Linked DNA regions of Homo sapiens: region 2 is linked to region 1. Evidence: chromatin contacts called from ENCODE Hi-C data. All regions are on one chromosome and are shown on one strand. The core of a region is the stretch at or near the end of the contact, and the rest is flanking DNA. Distances in the headings are between cores, read along the strand shown. Region 1 has its middle 410 kb from the start of LINC00687. Region 2 overlaps SLX4IP (SLX4 interacting protein).

Region 1 (6,178 bases), core at 2,046-4,545:
GGGGCTTGCTGCAGAATTGGAGAGTTTCATGGAATCATGAGCAAAGACTGACTATAATAATTCTCAGACATCGTGTCTACACAAGGCCAAAAAGCAGTTTGTTTTCATGGTGGCAATCAAAGCGCTTGAAAGGCATTTCAACCTGCTGTTCCAGCGTCAGTTTACCAGTGAGTGGTCATAAAATGAAACAAGGCAGAGGGAGTAAAAAAGAAAAGAAAGGAGAAAAAAGCAGACCCCACTCAAATCTCACAGACATTTTATAACTATTTTAGACACTGCAGGCCTTTCCTTCTGGGTAGTGCATAAATACGGCTTCTGAGAAGTCGCCGGTAGAATCCCCGAAGGCCCCCTAAGTATAGAAGTGAAATAACCGTCAACACCGTAATGAGCAAACATAGGGGCACTTCTAGCAGAAGGGGATTAGGAAATAGCTCAGTTGGTGGCTACCATAACTTTCTGAAACATGTTGACAAAAAAAACAGAACAATTCAGATCTGATTATCTACCTGGGTTCAACTGCTGTGGGACCAGAGACAGTGGATTATCCTTTCTGAGTCTCTGTGTTGTTCCCTCTGAAATGAGAGAAAAGGGCAAAGTTTTCTTAGAAGTGAAAACATTTACCTTTCACAACTTCAAATGGAATAGGTAACTTGAAATGTGGCAATTATCCATCGTTTTGTGTAAATGATGTACACATAAGTGTCTCTCCCACCCAAGGCTGACACTCAGCCTGTGGTGTAGATGGCTCCCATAGAATGGTACACATGGTGGTCCTGCTCCCACCGCTGAGAAAGAATATTGGGTTCCAACACAGTGGTGGCCTCTTCTACCTATGGCTTGTGAAATCTAAGGATATACACTGTCTCACAACTTGCTTTTCACATATATTATAATCTGGATCAAATTTCAGATGTGTGTGTGTGTGTGTGTCCACAAAACTGAGAAGCTGTTAACCTTCAGGGAGCTTACTCTTCAACTTGCCCCCCATCTGTCTGATCCTACTCCTCTATGAAAAGCAACCGTCTCCAAACTATTTCTAGTTCTATTTCCCTCCTCACAGCACACATGTAAGTTATTGACTTTCCTTCCTCTAAAATTCTGTTTTTCAAACATGCCTCTATACAGTCACTGCAAGTAATTATTACACCTTTTTGTCGAATAACCACAAAGCCACATTTTTGTGGTAAGTGCACAGTAACAGCAAAATGACCTCTTAACTTCATCTCTGAGCCCGTTTCCAAATCTCCGGCAGCATTCCAACACTACAGTGGTGTATATTAAAAGATAGGAATTAACTAGATTTGGAAAGTCTCATTCAGAGAGATCATGGGAAAGATAAATGACTGACGCCTGTCAGGAAATGGCAGGATTCACTTTTAGAATATTTCATACAGAATACTCTAGACTAACTTGCAGGGCTTTGGCATAATTAAGGGAAGTTACTAAACGTTTCTATTCCTTTCAGTTTTTTAGAGTTTTACAGTTTGCAAAGCACTTTTTTTCTCCTAATTATCTCATTTGAGCCTCTGAGATGGGCAAGTTATTATGATCCCCATTTTAGAGATGAAGAAACTGAGGCTCCCAGAAGACCAGTGACTTTCTCAAGGTTTCTTAGCTATAACATAGAAGAGCTTGTATGAAAACACATTGTTCTAATTATACTGCCACAATAATTTCACCTTATCAAAGGTATTCAAACAACTCCATCAAATTGTTAGGCAGACATTCTTAACTGAGGAGGAGAAGTGAAGGAAATGCGTATTAGAGTTATCCAAGGGCTTGTTTGAACACAAGTGCTTGTCTTCATCTTCCTTGCCCTGGAAATAAACATATGCCTCAGAATGGAGGTAGGGAAAGAAGTTTGAGAACATTCCCCAGGTAATTCTAATATGTACCTTCTTGTTGAAAAGCACTGCATCAGGTTTTTGTCTTCTTGCTTTGTCCAGTCCTCTTTGGAGTGGTATACTCACTATACTTATTATATAATAAACAATGAATTTTGTCCAAGTCTGCCTTAAAAGTAAAGGAACTAATGATATAAAGGAGAAAATTGAAAGACAATGTCAAACTATTGGGTGACTTATGTGAAAAGACCATGAATAATCATTTACAAGATTGTGCAGTATCCACTTCAGAAGCAACTTAATGAAGAGCTGATGTTTGAATGTATTAATCATTAGTTCACTTTTTACTGTTCTAGATGATGGCAATGTGGATTCTCATGGTCATTTGAAACCCATGGGGGAAAATGGCTCTTCCTGTATTCAGGCCCTTTGTAGTGTGACTTTGTGGCAACTCCCATCAATAGGTAGATTATTGTTTACCCCTCAAATCTGGGTTGGCCACTATGACTTTCTTTGTCTGACAGCATGTAGGAGAAGTATTGTTGTGGCATTTCCGAACCTAGACCTCAAAAAGGCCTTGCCCTTGTCTTTCTTCTCTTAGACCCTGTCCATCAGCCAGGTGAGCAAGCCTGGGCTAGTTAGCTGAAGGATAAGAGACCATGTGGAGGAAGCCAGAGGAGCCATCCATCTGGGGCCACCCAAGGTCAGCCAGCACCTCTAATCACAGAGCCACGAGGGAGTTAGCCCAGATTTAGAAGGTGAGGATATTGACTTCATCTCTTGATGCAAGGAGTTGCAGTTACATTGCAAAGGGATGCAGATACAGGGAAGGTTGGAGAATTGCAGCCACTTTTGCACAATCTACCACAACTACTGCATTGTAGCTGCTATGCACATTAAATAAGTAAAGACATATGAAACATTTATATCAGGTCCTGACAACAAATAAGTGTTCAACAAGTGTGAGCTATTATTACTGTTTCTAAAATGGATCCCTTATCATGGAGAAGGTCAAATTAATGCTGCCGTGCCTCTTACTCTTAGAAACTGACACTGAAAGTTCCCACATAACTGAGGTTCAATCTATGAGCACATCCAGAAACTCAAGTGAGGGAAAATGCAATCAAACCACATATGAAAAATCAATAGATCCCTAAATAATCTTTCCCTCCTGAATGGAAGCAACACATTTGAAAACTCTTCTCCCTCCACCCCTACCAAAAAAAAAAAAAAAAAAAAAAAAAGCAGTGCATGTTGCCTCTTCTATTCAGGCTGTGACCAAAGGTTTCAATGGTAAAGATGACTCATACCTTAAAGAACTAGAAGAATTTTTTTTATGGCTTCTCTATCCATTGTCTTGCTCTCATAAAACTGCTGAATGACACCCAAGTGTAAAACCCACCAAAGAAATAAGCGCTGGATGACATGTGGCAGATTTTCCAACTCTCCAGGAAAAACTTCAGATCAACTTGTTTCTCTGGAAACTACTCACATCCGGGGGCTGTCCCTGTCCCCTGGGACTCATAAACGTTCCTATCTTCAAGGCACAGGTAAGGGCTTCGCATTCTTTGAGAACAGCAGCCTGTTTATTTCCTCTATGACTATAAAGCAACTTTATTGTACTTCAGTATCTAAAGGAAACAGAGCTCTGGGGTAGAAGGTGCCTTCAGGGAGTCACTGGTCCTATTTAGATGTCCTCAGAGAAGTGAGTTTGAAAGATGTTCTGGAACTCTTTGAAATGCTAGTTAATTTAAAGTTAAAAGGAAGCCTCTTCTCTTGTTCATTGTTCGTGGGGGCAAGAAGCATTTGTATAGTTAAAAAGTGCTTAGAAGATTTAGCTGTACATCAATTATTACCAAGCAATGTTTCCCTATGACTCAGCGACATATTACTCCAGGGCAAGAAGCTGTTCAGACGTTGAGAGAAACTCCTTGCTAATCAGTGGGATTCAGTACTTGACAGCTCCAAGGAGTAGTTGAAATCCCTCCCCTCCCCTGTTATACACACTAAGCTATATACAAATTTGGGCAGAGGAGTCTCAATCCAAAGAGAAAAACACTCATGTGATTAGAGAAGCGTGTTTTTCAACTTTGTTTTAAACATAAAACTAAAGTTTCATTTGATCTACTGGTTAAATTCTAGGTCTGTATTTTCTAAAGTCTGGTGTGGGGAGGAAAGCCCCAATAACAAATAATTCTCTGTGCAAATAGGTTAGGGAAATATTGCATACTATGTTTCACACTTGTGCATTCACAGCCCACTGTGGAATATTAAAGATTTGGAGAAGTCAGACAATACAGAAAGATGATTAGCTGTAACCCAATATTTCCAGAAGATACGTAACCAAGGGATCCTCCTTTGTTTTCTCTTTGAATTATATAAAATAAAACATATTGAGAGATCAAGGAGTCTTTGAGAGATCAGTAGACTTTGAGTAAAGCAGATCATTGTAATACACTTAGAAGGATGCTGTTTTAAGTATGTAACACAATTCCACATCTTTGAAAATAGTATGCACAAATGTTAGGTGACTTTTATAGCTTCAGACTTCTAATTATAAATTGTTTTATGTTTTGGGCCTTCTCTCCGAATCTAAAGAAATCTAAACAATGTATTGGAAACTAATCAAGTAAAAAATGCCTGAAACAAATGATCTGTAAGATTAAGGTACATATGCATAGGGAACAGCATTGCTATAACTGAAGATTGGTAAACTGTGTCACTGGGGCCAACAATGGTTCTAGAAATATCTATGAAAGTAGGGGATTCCTCTTCAGAGTCTTCATCTTGCTCTTTATTTCCCTTGTCCCATTTGACCTCTTGCTGAACCCTTTGCTATCCCAACTATTTCCTTGCCATTCTGCAACATGTGTCTATGAAGCCAGACTGGATGTGTACAAGGTCAGGGCTAAAACACCCTGGCCCATTGGTTCCTCACATGCATACTTCCTAGTAGTACCTTACCTTGCATGCTTAATTACTTAGGGGCTTAATTACTTAAAATTTAAAAATTTTTTTTTTAGAAAAATGCAATATTATAGATATAGTTGAAAACGCTTTGACCTCATCCCAAATTCCATTTTCATTCTCACCTCCTTGATGAGTCTGCTATATTTTCTTTTAAACTTTAAAAAATATTTTGACAAATAAATATGTATTATATATAACACATTTATGTATGTGTGTATGAGATGAAAGCATAACAATATTTTGTGCCTATATTTAAAAATGTTATCTACATATACCATATTATTTTCATTGCACTGCATCTTGCTTTTTTCATTCAACTTCAGGTTTTCTATATGTATCAGTGAGTTCACTTATCTGGTACACAGTGATCTAGGGAATGACACATCACAATTCATTTCCTGTTGCCCCATTGGTGAACCTTCAGAATGTTATCTTATTTCATCATTGCAAATAATGCTTCAACAAGCATCCTTGGGCCTGTCTTCTTGTTCACATGTGGAAGATCTTCTCTGGTGACATCGATTTAAACGTAGAATTTACTAGGATATAGGGGATGGGAATTTTTAAATGCAATTCCAAACCTTCCAAGGGACCAATGTTTCAGAGCCCATTGCTTTAGGCCACATTAATCTATCCCACACGTAGATAATGAAGGAGTGAGAGATGCAGAGTGGTTCTTGGCAAGGAGGATGATTTCTGGCTATCACTCCAATAGGCCCCTGGAGTGGATACTGTTGGTGTCTTGTAGATATTCTTTGCTGGCTTGCAGACCCATCTGCCTTGCTGCTGTAAGTGGGCTGCTAATGGCTCACAGCCGCTCCCTCCTCAGAGAACTGCTTTCAGCAAGAGCCATCAGCCTGAGGGCTATTCTCCCTTAACCCCCATCCAGGAAGCTCAACTAACACTGAAGTATGAAAGGACAGTCTTCTTGCCTCAAATTAACACCAACTCTTGTTCAGGTCATGCTCCAGAGCTTACCACTGCATCAGGCTAAGGCTAGATTCCATCTCAGTCTACACCCCTACCTCTTCCTGTTTCTCTCTTCTCTTCTTCTACGAGTCCTCCCTCAATATATCATGCACACCTGAGTTCTTGTTTTAAGCCCTGCTTCTAAGGAACCTGAACCAAGACACCCCTTTGTTCATTTTTTTCTGTATTTATCTTTTTCTTTACTTTGTGTTCTGTTGCTTTTGATTGCTGTTTCTTTCTTTTCTTTTTTATTTTTTTGCTCATTAGTTTATACTAATATGAGTTTATACCTGTTCTATCTCACCTGCCAAGAAAACAGAAAGTAAACCAATAAATTCAATTTTCACTTACTTTCAGGAAATGCACTGAACTCATTCGTAGGCAAAGACTTACAG
Region 2 (5,775 bases), core at 568-3,067, 940 kb after region 1:
TCTTAACCTCATCCCAATCTTCTCCTGCTTTGATTTGACTGATTTATTAGATTTAATTATTTCACACCTGTTCAATCTCCCAGCTTGGGTTCTGGAGCCAGACAGTGTAGGCCTGAATCCAAACCAAATTTCCAGCTCTGTGACCCTAGGCAAATTTCCTAAGCTTCTGTGCTTCAGTTTCCTCGTCAGTAAAACTGAAATAATAATCATACTTAACTCCTGGGGTTAGCAGCTGTTTCCTAAGATAGGCCATATATAAAGCCTTTGGTACAGTGTCCAGCACACAGGCACTACTCCCAAAAAGTAAGCTAGGGATGCTCCTCTAGGAGGTCTTCGTTTTCCCTCCTTGAGTTTTCCTTCACTGCCAGGACCTCTTCCTGGACTAGGACAGGATAGAAATCTATGGAAAAGTCACCTGATGCAGAAAAGTTCTGTTGTAACAAAAAATGACTGACCATGGTAAGGACATAAACCAAAGTTTCTATTTCACCTTAGTCTCATTAAGAAATTTAAAGTGGCTGGGTGTGGTGACTCACACCTGAAATTCTACCACTTTGGGAAGCTAAGGCAGGAGGGAGAAGTGCTTGAAGCCAGGAGTTCAAGACCAGCCTAGGCAATAACAACAACAACTATATATATATATATATATATATATATATATATATATATATATAGAGTGTGTGTGTGTATATATATACATAAAATATATATACACAATACATATACTATATATAAAATATATATACACTATATATACTATATATAAAATATATATACACAATATATATACTATATATAAAAAATACTATATATACTATATATAATATATAATACTATATATATTTTATATATATATAATGTATATATACACACACCTATATATATATAAAATTAGACAGGGATGGTGGGGCACAGCTGTAGTCCTAGCTACTTGGAAGGCTGAGGCAGGAGATCATTTGAGCCCAGAAGAGGTATGATTGTACCACTGAACTCCAGCCTGGTTGACAGAGCAAAACCCATCTCTTTAAAAAAAAATACTTAAAGTGACATAATACCAGGATGACAATACGTTAATTTATTGACCAAGACATTTTTGAAACTAAAAAGGGGTGCTATTAATAATTATAACAAAACATCTAGGATTCTCCTACTTAGCACCCACTTGTAAATTCTTTCTCATTATCAAGAAAAACCCCATTAAGTGAAAATTATAAGCCAAGGTCAAAACCCAGCTGTTGCCTGTTTTTGCAAATAACATTTTACTAGAACACAGCCATGCTCACTTGTTTACATATTGCCTATGTCTGCTTTTGTGCAATAATGGCAGAGATGAGTTAATGCAACAGAAACTCTATCACTCACAAAGTCTAAAGGATGTATTATTTGGCTATTTACAGAAAAATTTTGCCAACCCCTGTTCTAGACTCAAGTAACTCAGAGACATTGCTTTCCAATCCCATAATCTCACATTTGTATGCTATTATCTGACAAGAAAAAAATACCAAATTACTTCTCTTATGATAGGCATGAGTTTTTACTATGCAACAATTTCATGTTAAATTTCAATAAATTTTAGTTTCATACTTAATGAACATTATTACACATGGAATGGTCAAAGGAACTCAACTATTTACTAGAGAAGAAGAAAACCACTGTGGTCTCCACACACAGGAAGGGCTGTCACGTGAAGAGGGTGAGTCAGCACCGTGTGGTGACTCAGCACTCTGCTCTCAGTCTGGCCACCTAACTGTGGGTCCTTACGTTTTCCAAGTGTCATCTGCGAAGCTGGGGTAGTAAGAGTACTTTCCTCACAGGGAGGTGGTGAGCATCAAAGAAGATGGAACACGTCCAGCTGCTGTACTGCTTTTCTTAAATTAGTCATTTGTGCTTGCTGTTACTGGTGAAGAGCTGGACATACTCTGCTGGCAAAATTAAAACAGCTGGAGGTAGGTTTCAAGGAGGCAGATTTCAGCTTTCAGCTCAACTTAAGGAAAAGCCTGATCGCCTTACTGTCTGCCTGGGAGTCAGGTGAACAGACAGTCTCATGGAGTTCAACATCCCTGACAGTATCCCTAGGGCAGTGTGAGCCCCATGGCATGGAGGATTCAGAAGGGATTGCAGGAGAGTGAGGATCTGACTAAGACTGCCAGTGCCATGTGTTTTTATCTGAGACTATGATGAAGAAAGCTTTGGGAACGCACACCATCAGCCCCATCTTAAGAACGGGGAAATATGTAGGATACACCAGAGAGTAAATAGGTGTCAGCAGATTATGAGAACAACATATTGCAAACTTTTTAAGTTTTAAAGGACCACCATCAACTCAGAACAGAATAAGGACACAACTTGGTTCCATTTTGCCAAAAAGGTAAATGGAGGGACAAGAACACGGCACCAAAGCCAGGTTCTCTGATAAAGTCACCCGGGAAGCGGCCCTGTCTCCAACAACAGGCCCAGTGGTTTTGGCTGGCAGGGTCCTTCAAAGGTACAGTGTGCCCAATTCATGCTGCGTCCATTCACCCTGGGCCCATTAATAATTTGCCAGGCACCGCCGGGTGCGATGGCTCACGCCTGTAATCCCAGCACTTTGGGAGGCCAAGGTAGGTGGATCATGAGGTCGAGAGATCGAGACCATCCTGGCGAACATGGTGAAACCCTGTCTCTACTAAAAATACAAAAAGTTAGACATGCATGGTGGTGGGCGCCTGTAGTCCCAGCTACTTGGGAGGCTGAGGCGGGACAATCACTTGAACCCGGGAGGTGGAGGTTGCAGTGAGCCGAGATTGCGCCACTGCAGTCCAGTCTGGTGACAGAGCGAGACTGCATCTCAAAAAAAAAAAAAATAATAAAAATAATAATAATAATAATAATAACAACAATAATTTGCAAGGCACCTAAGGCCATGGCCAGGCTCTCTTTCACTGCAGCTTGCTCTATCTTTAGTAGAGCTGGACAGGCTCCACCAGCAGGGCTCCGTGCTCCCCGCTGATACTAGCAGGAAGCAAGATACTTGACTGCACAATGGGCCTGTGGCCCCAGCTGCCCATTATCCAGGATGAAAGGTGTGTGTGGCCACAAGGAGTATGGCTCATGCACTCTTTAGCACCCTAAGGGCTTGGGGATCATTTGTTCAGTCTGAATACAAATCAAGGGTAAAAACCACATGGCAGTGTCACAGACATGACAGATGTAGTATCCAGTGCATGGACGGCACACAGCCTCTTTCCCTTCACCAATCAAGAAGAGTGACTAGTAAATGCTTTGACCATTTTCTTCTTTTAAAAAGGAAATTTTAAAAATTTAAAATTATATTGTTATTCTTCCTTTTAATTCTGCCTGTTTGACTTAATATTATAACATTAGGCTCAAAAATGACCAGTGACTTTTTCAATGACCTTGTTATTTAAAATTCTGTACACAGAATGTTAATAGCTGCATAATATTCTATTATATTGCTGTGTCAAAATTTATTCATCAGGCTGGTGCAGTGGCTCACACCTGTAATCCCAGCAATTTGGGAGGCCGAGGCAGAAGTTTGAGGCCAGCCTGGGCAGCAAAGCAAGGCCCTGCCTCTAAAGAAATTTTTAAAATTAAAAAATAGTTAGGCATGGTGGTACACACCTGTAGTCCCAGATACTGGGAAAGCCGAAGGGGAGGACTGCTTGAGCCAGGGCTTTGTAGTGAGCTATGATCGCACCACTGCATTCCAGCCTGGGCAAGAAAGTGAGACTCTGTGGCTTAAAAAAAAAAAAAAAATGTATTCATCATCCCAATGCGGGACCAACTGTCCCCATTTTTTCACCACTGTAAACAATGCTGCAATGAACATCTTTCTGGATGGATCTTCGTCCACATAGTGAATCAGCTGCAAACTACTTTTCTTTAACAGGAAGAGAATCTGGTCTGTATCAAGGCGATATCCTACCACACTTGGGAAATGAGGTACAGGAGAGCGACCCTCTACTTTATAGTGTTGCCAAGGCTGTCCAACTTACTGGTTCAGATAAATTACAGCCCAAAATCAGAGCAATTTCACCCATGGTGGTCACTGTTCCACAGTGGGGACGGTGCTCTGCTGGTGACTATCAACTCGGTGATCTCAGTCATTTTCCATTCAGGGCTTTAGTTTCTTCAACTGCAAAACTATAAGCTGGAATGAGATTATCTCCATGTTCCCCACTATCTTTATAATTGAATAACAGAAATAATTGAAAGACCCGGGAACAACAATTTCACAGTCAGAGTACCCTAATGCTGAATTACAACCTGATGCCAACTACCATGGCAGTTAAAAGAGACTCCGTGCCCCTGGCACTAGGTCAGACGTTGTGGGTAGAATCACAGGGGAAAGGGAGTGACACCCTGACTCGGAGTGGGAGGAGGGAGATTAACCCATCACAGAGCTACTAAGGAATGCTTACAGAGCCTCACATAGCAGCACTGACCTCAGCATGATTCTCTTGGGAAGGCCATAAATCCAAATGTGTCTGCCAGCCAGTATCAAAATGTCAGGCTGGGATGTCTAACAGACACCCCAAGTTAGGCCCCAGGGTCTGCAGGGAACCCTCAGTGGAGAGCCACTCACTGGGAGTCGTCTTTGGCTGTACCCAGAATTTACTTAATTTGACTATCTCCTTTCCCAGGCCCCAGCGGATGGAACTCATAAATAAAGAGTGAGAAATGCAACTGAAGCAGAGTTAGAAGCAGGCTCACTGACAACAGCAAGAAGGGATAGCTGCCAGCCCACGGAGAAGGAGAACCAGTAAAGTTAGCAAAAGCAGGCAGAAGAGTTTCTAAAGCAACATACTCTGCAAAGCAGTCTGGGCCATGTACTGTAGGAGCAAGTTGCCAGCAGCCCCCGGGAGCATGAATGGATATAGCAACTGTTGTTGAAAAGAACAATCCTGATCAACCCACATCAAAGGCTAATAGACCTCATTTAAGAAGACAGGGAAATGTAAATCTGTGAGATACTTCAGGATCATTTCTATCAAAAGCGTTTCATATAATAAAGGAATAAGCCTCAGTTATCTGGAAGGGTCACCCCTGTTGAGCAGCTCATTTGCTGAAGATATCACAGGGGCAAGGACAAACTGACCCAGGACAAATCATGCTACAGGAATGCTATAAAGAGAAGGATTTTCAGGGCTGGGCTCTCTTAGGCTCTGCCCGCATTGGCATTGTGCCTAGCACTGTGTTAAGCCCAAACTAGGTGCTCGCCAAGTAGGCTGATGCTCCAAGGGCAGGGCTGTGGGCACACACACTGGCTGACTCCGGCCAGGTGAGCACTGGGCCACAACCTGCCAAGTGTCCTCTCATATAAGGCTGGCTCTCTTCTCTACCTCCCCTTCCCCCAGATGCAAACCAGAAACAGGATCTGCTAATAAATTATTAGGCATGATCGCCTCTAGCATGGGGAAAGCAACTAAGAATGGTAATTAGAAGTTTAATGTTTACGTACACACACAAATGTGTGTATATATATATCAAATATACACATATGTGTATATATATCTCAAATATACATATATGTATATATATATATATAAAGGAGACTGTATCCCTCTGCTCCTTGTATGCCTTTTAAGTATTCACAGAGAAATAATAAAAAAGGCTGGAAGCAAACATGCCAAAATGTTAACTGCTGTAAATTCTGGGTGGTTGGCATAAAGTGCTGTTATATTATTCTTGAGACTTCTTTTTTCTTTGCATTTTCCAAATATCTCAAAAAATAAAAGATAATAGGCTTCTGTCCCAGGAGGTATGTCACTAAAT

The links. Hi-C counts contacts between places; a loop is a spot of excess contacts on that map. Pooled maps may share reads with other maps.
Region 2: a loop to region 1 is called in a map with no recorded cell type, with 10 times the contacts of the local background. The contact joins two enhancer-like sites. A Hi-C loop is called at or near these places in 2 of 37 single-sample maps with no recorded cell type and 4 of 50 pooled maps.

The regions. Positions count from the first base shown.
Region 1 is chr20:11,452,693-11,458,870 of GRCh38, reverse strand. No RefSeq gene overlaps it. Among named protein-coding and RNA genes, the nearest start is that of LINC00687, 410 kb to the left of the region's middle. Within about 2 kb of position 3,295, at least 8 of the 41 ENCODE cell types and tissues checked have a DNase peak (open chromatin) inside an H3K27ac peak, as active enhancers do.
Region 2 is chr20:10,507,678-10,513,452 of GRCh38, reverse strand. All of the region lies in intron 2 of SLX4IP (SLX4 interacting protein), which reads right to left. Among named protein-coding and RNA genes, the nearest start is that of SLX4IP, 75 kb to the right of the region's middle. RefSeq lists enhancers at 1,518-1,812, 1,553-2,032. Within about 2 kb of position 1,817, at least 29 of the 41 ENCODE cell types and tissues checked have a DNase peak (open chromatin) inside an H3K27ac peak, as active enhancers do.